2 separate regions of the Homo sapiens genome follow, and region 1 is linked to region 2. Evidence: chromatin loops called from intact Hi-C (ENCODE). Cell type or tissue: heart right ventricle. All regions are shown on one strand. Links, peaks and the distances in the headings refer to the core of each region. The heading gives the core; the rest is flanking DNA. Region 1 overlaps FABP6-AS1 (FABP6 antisense RNA 1). Region 2 has its middle 25 kb from the start of C1QTNF2.

Region 1 (2,903 bases), core at 103-2,602, 150 kb after region 2:
ATGAGACAGCTGGGGACAGTAACACAGACCTCTCCTCAAACTAAAGACTTGCCGGGTGCGGTGGCTCACGCCTGTAACCCCAGCACTTTGGGAGGCCAAGGCGGGTGGATCACCTGAGGTCAGGAGTTCAAGACCAGCCTGGCCAACATGGTGAAACCCCGTCTCTACTAAAAATACAAAAAATTAGCCAGGCATGATGGTGGGCGCCTGTAATCCCAACTACTCAGGAGGCTGAGGAAGGAGAATCTCTTGAACCCAGGAGGCAGATGTTGCAGTGAGCCAAGATCGTGCCATTGCACTCCAGCCTGGGCAACAAGAGGGAGACTCCGCCTCAAAAAAAAAAAAATAGAAAAAAAAGGACTCAACGGGCGTTTGCATCCTCTGCTGTTCCCTGCAGCCTCTGCCCACAACGGCAGAAAGAACTAGGGCCTGAGAGTTCAGAGGTCAGATGGGGATTCTGGGCCTAGGTCTGCCACCTCTGCTCAATAGGTGGCCATGGGTAGGCCACTTTCTTAAGAATAATGACTAACTGCAGGCACAGTGCTAAGCATGTTGCATGTGTGTTCTCCCATAATCCTAAGAGGCTGCCACTTCCGCAGCTTGAGCTCAGAGAGGTTAGGAAGGCTGTCTAAGGTCGTCCAGCTATTAAGCAGCAGAGATGGAATTTGAACCCAGACTTCACACTAGTTTCACTGCTGGAGCCTCAGTTTACCCCTTAGTGAGATAAGGCAGCCAGACTCTGCCTAAGCCTTTTCCATCACAGGACGTCCTGTGTGGTGCGCCTGCACGGTGAGTGGCACAGTCAGAGGGCCCCTGGCTGGGGTAGGTGGGAGGGATGTGGAGCCACCTCCGTGGGGAAGACCATGTCCTGCCCCACTTCTTGTAGGACGGCCTGTCTCTCCTCAGCAGTCCTTTCAGGAGGCTTCATTGCTCTGGGCTGGTGCGGGGGTTCAGGTTAGGCTGTGAACTCCCTAGTGAGCGGAGATCCCACTGGGACGCGTCTGTGTCCCTCCCCGCGCCGGACACTGGGGCTCACCACAAGATAGGCTACCATGCGGGTTTGCTAATGGAGACGAAGGAGGGGGCAGGGGATGAAGATAGCAGGGGGAGATGCCAGGTAGGGAGAGAGGGAGACAGGAATGGCAAGACAGAGAGGAAGTGCGAGGCCTCAGTAGGAGACAGCCGAGCCCCGCCCGCCGGCCCCAGGCCGACGGGGAGCCGGGATGCCGCGACCTGGCGCGCCCTCTGGTGGCCGGCTTGGCACGGCACGGCCCGGGGTGGCGCAGGAGGGGGTGAGCCCAGGGGGCCAGGGGGCTGCCCCGGTCCCCACCGCCATCGTCTCTAGGGGTGGCCGAACCTGCCACTACTCCAAGTGTCCGTCCTCTGAGGGAAGCCATCTTAGTAACAACAACAATGAGACTGTCACAAAGACAGTCACAGAGAGACAGCTGAAAGGAGGAAAAGGGCTTTGGAGCCATGACAAGTCTGTTATTAGCATCACAGAGAAAGGCGAGCAAGTCCCCCACCCAAGGTGTTCTCCCCACTGTGACCTGGGTCATCCTTTCATTTGCCTCAAATGACTTATTTCCAGCTTCACGGAGCTACCTGAGTCAGCGCCTGCATCTCCACCACCATCATCATCGTCACTGTCTTCATCGCCTCTGGGCTGGACCAGCCCCTGCCTGTGAGCTCCCTGGAGCCAGAGGTGCAAAGTCTGCAATGACACAAAAAGCCAGCACGCTGGGAGGGGCTCTGGAGACCATCTCATTGTTCATTCATTTGTCTATTCAATCCATTTTATTGACTGCTCACTGTGTGCCAGACACATGGGCCCTGGAGATACAGAAGAAACACGTGAGGTCCCTGCCCTCCAGGAATTAAGAAGATAAAGTCAAAAGTGCTGTAAAGAACAACAGGATGATGGGCCAGTATTTGAAGAGGTCGTTTTCAGATGGGGTGGGCAGGGAAGGCATGTCTGAGAAAGGAATCTTTGTGGACACCTTAATGCTTAGGACATGGGGCTGAGAAAAGCAGGCAGAGGAATTTCAGATAACGCCTCAGTTGGTAAAAAGCTAGGGGGATGGTGCAGGCAAGGAATAGAAGGAAGGACAGTGTGGTGGGAGTTTGGTGGTGAGTGAAAGAGGGGCCTGGGGACCGTGCACACTTGAAGGCTGTAGCCGGGCATCTGGCTTGGATTTTGAGGACTGAGGGGACCATTACAGGGCTTTAGGCATGGGGATGGCACGATCCAATTTACATTTTTCATGTCATTCCATCTGCTTCCTGGAGAACACATGATAGGAAGAAGGAACGTGGAAGCAGGGAGACCAGTGAGGTGGTAACTCCAGAAACAAAGAGGTGGCGGCTGATGGGGCGAGTGGGAGGAGCCTGACCCTGGTGGATTTTGGAGGCACAGAAGGCAAACCTGCTGGGGGATTGTCTGTGGGGGACAGGGAGAGCAAAGACTGGGTGCCTTCCTCTTCCTGCCTTCCTCTTCCCGCTTTGCACCCCTTCTGGCCTGAATCATCTCCCTCAGGTAACTAAGAGGAGGGGGCAAAGGACTCCAGACTATGTAGCCAGATATAGCCCCAGGTCCCCAGGGCTATATCTTGGGTCTGTGCAGAAACTAGGGACGTGGGGGCCAGAGGTATTTTTAGCCTTCTAGCTCTCTCCTTCTGTCTTCTGCAATCCCTCTCCCTACCCCCTTCCCCCTTCTTCTCTCCTTCTCCCTTCCCTCTCCAGCTCCTTCCCCCACCTCCTGCTCCTCTTTCTCTCTCTCTCACACACACATACACACACACACACACATACACACACACACACACACACACACACACACACGAAGCAGCCTTATCAGGAGGAAGCCTCCAGCAGAGACAAGCGGTCTCCAGGGACAGAGCAGA
Region 2 (2,903 bases), core at 212-2,711:
ATGTCCCCTTGGCATCTACCAGGGACTCCTCAGGGAGAGTGTGGGAATGATGGGGGAAGACTCGTCACTCTTTTGTAGAGCGTGGGGCAGATGATAGCAGAGACCTTCCAGGGCCCAGGGCTGGGGTCTTGTCTTCCTTGGATGTGGTCTAGCGTTGCTCCAGATGGTGGGTTTGTGGCAGGTGGGGCAGAAGCAGATGATGCAGTTGAGGCGGGTCTCTGGTAGAGAGTGATGTCAAAGATGAGCACTCCTTTTATCCCCTGACTCTTCTGAGGATGGCTGCCTCCTTGGTGAGCCACTTGGAGGTCTCAGGCTGATCATGCGGGATGGTGGCCCAGATGAGGAAGGGGATCCAAGGCGGTGGCCTTCCCAGATGCACTGGGCCCCAGCCCTTCTTCCTAGCTTCGGCTGATTACTGTGGGCTTCAGCAACCAGGGCCTACCTGTAGGTCTCCACATTTGTAAGCACCACAGAACCCAGTGCATCTTTGTGCACTCAAATCGCCCTTGATCCAGGGGTATTTTCTCATTCAGAACACACTTTGAAAGGCGGCCATTCCCCTTCTGGAGAAAGCCTGGAGAATCTACAGTGCCCTTAATTACAGTGCAAAGAGCACTAGACACACAAGGCCCTCACAGGCCAGCGCAACCCTGGGTGGAGCCTCAGGGTTCAGCTGACAAATGATGAGGGTCTTACTCCCTATGTCTAGGGGGGCTTCGTGGGCTGACTTCTGCATCAGGACTATGATGAGGGTGGGGGAGCGAAATTGAGGCACTCACGTCATGCACAAAATGTAAGAGGGTGACAAAAACCACAGTAATCAATAGAAATATATATATTTTTGAGACAGAGTCTTGTTCTGTCACCGAGGCTGGAGTGCAGTGGCACGATCACAGCTCACTGCAGCCTCGACCTCCTGGGCTCAAGTGATCCTCCCACCTCAGCCTCCTGAGAAGCTGGAACTATAGACCTGTGCCACCACACACGGCTAATTTTTAAATTATTTGTAGAGACGGAGGTCTTGCTATGTTGCCCAGGCTGGTCTCAAACTCCTGGCCTCAAATGATCCTCCCACCTCAGCCTCCGCAAAGTGCTGGGATTACAGGTATGAGCTAGCGCACCTGGCAGAAATAATTTTTTTTAAGATGGAATCTTGCTCTGTCGCCCAGGCTAGAGTGCAGTGGCGCAATCTCAATTTACTGCAACCCGTGCCTCCCTGGTTCAAACGATTCTTGTGCCTCAGCCTCCCGAGTAGCTGAGATTACAGGCGCCCTACCAACACGGCTGGCTAGTTTATTTTTTTATTTTTTTATTTTTAGTAGAGACGGGGGTTTCACCATGTTGGCCAGGCTGGTCTCGAACTCCTGACCTCAAATGATCCACCCGCCTCAGCCTTCCAAAGTTTTGGGATTATAGGAGTGAGCCACCACCCCCGGCCAGAAATATTTTAATACAATATTTTAATAAATCAAAAATAACCCAAAAACTCTATGATAAACAAAATATCAGAATGTTAAGTAAAGATGAGATCTGACAGGGCCGGGATCAGGGCGAGGTAAGGGAGGGCGAGTCATGGAAGAGCAGCTGGATCCTGGTGTCCATCCGCAGCTCGGGAGCCCTTGGCAGCCAGGCCTCGCAGGTGAAAAGGCTTTTTTTCCCTCCTGCCTGTCATCTTCACTCAGGCCACTAGGGGGAGAACGTCGACTACACAAACCTCCCGGCCTGCGGCATGGAGGCTGGGAGATACACCCTGGTCTCAGGCTATTTTCTAGATTGCCTGCCAGAAAGCAGGTTGTTGTTCAGTCCATTGAAGGTCTCTTTCAATTCAGCAGACGTGTCCTGAGCACTCACTGAGGCAAGGCTGAAGAATGCACCCGGGGTCCCCAAACCAGGTGAGGAGTCAGATCTATCTGGCACCACAACCTCATTCAGCAGCCGAACCTCCTGCGGGGACAGCTTCCATGCGCTTTCATAAAAGCTCCTCAGCCGATTCTAACCCACAGCCGGCTTTGCCAAGCTCTGGGCCGGGCTGAGGGGAAAACTAACACAGGAAAGACTCGAGTTCTGCCCTTCAAGGGAGGACATTTTGTGTGCCTCCCTTGTCCCGGTGTCATTTCCACAGCTGTCCTCAGGCCGGGGTGGCACTGAGAATGGAGCACAGTGTGGGTTTGAAGGTCACCTCGCAGGCCCAGCTCCTCAACCACAGCATCTGAGGGTGCTCCCGAAGACCTCTGTGGCTTCCCAACACTTTTCTCTCCCTGCTCCAGAGACGGAGACCCAAAAAGAATTTCTCCGAAAGAGGCCGGGCACGGTGTCTCACGCCTGTAATCCCAGCACTTTGGGAGGCCGAGGTGAGTGGATCATTTGAGGTCAGGAGTTCGAGACCAGCCTGGCCAACATGATGAAACCCTGTCTCTACTAAAAATACAAAAAAAAAAAAAAAAAATTAGCCGGGCATGGTGACGGGTGCCTGTAATCCCAGCTACTCGGGAGGCTGAGGCACTAAAATTGTTTGAACCCAGGAGGCGGAGGTTATGGTGAACCAAGATTGTGCCACTGCACTCCAGCCTAGGCAACAGAGTGAGACTCCGTTTCAAAAAAAAAAAAAAGAATTTCTCAGAAAGAGCCCAAAGATGGCTCTGGAAAATGGTGGGGTTTGTTTTTTTATTTTTTATTTTTTAAACATTCTCCATCTACTTTATACTTTTGCCTCAGATTGGCCCTGACTTAAAAACAATAATGAAGAGTTCAACCTCATCACAGGTGTTTATTTTTGCTGATGCCGTTGCAAACTTCCGACAGTCATTTATCTCCACCCCAAGTGGGTTTCAAGCTGATGCTGACAGCGGTCCGAAATGGCTTCCTCGTGTGAAATGTCCATATTCTATTTGGGGCTCTCTTAT

Evidence for each region. Peaks named below come from ENCODE experiments on the same cell type or tissue, not always from the same donor. Only the 100,000 strongest peaks of a DNase experiment are listed, where the experiment ranks them.
Region 1: a loop joins it to region 2, with 12 times the contacts of the local background. A loop is called at or near these places in 104 of 110 quality-filtered maps.

Annotation. Positions count from the first base shown.
Region 1 is chr5:160,197,860-160,200,762 of GRCh38, reverse strand. It overlaps FABP6-AS1 (FABP6 antisense RNA 1), which reads left to right. Exons shown (of 4, transcript XR_941148.3): 3 at 1,592-2,536. It also overlaps a transcript of FABP6 not described here. Among named protein-coding and RNA genes, the nearest start is that of FABP6-AS1, 11 kb to the left of the region's middle. RefSeq lists a silencer at 1,118-1,477. In heart right ventricle, for the core only: CTCF peaks have their summits at 1,053 and 1,254 (motif pointing left); a DNase peak (open chromatin) is centred at 1,242; H3K4me3 peaks cover 866 bases.
Region 2 is chr5:160,344,309-160,347,211 of GRCh38, reverse strand. No RefSeq gene overlaps it. Among named protein-coding and RNA genes, the nearest start is that of C1QTNF2, 25 kb to the left of the region's middle. In heart right ventricle, for the core only: CTCF peaks have their summits at 1,472 and 1,684 (motif pointing right); a DNase peak (open chromatin) is centred at 1,681; H3K27ac peaks cover 444 bases.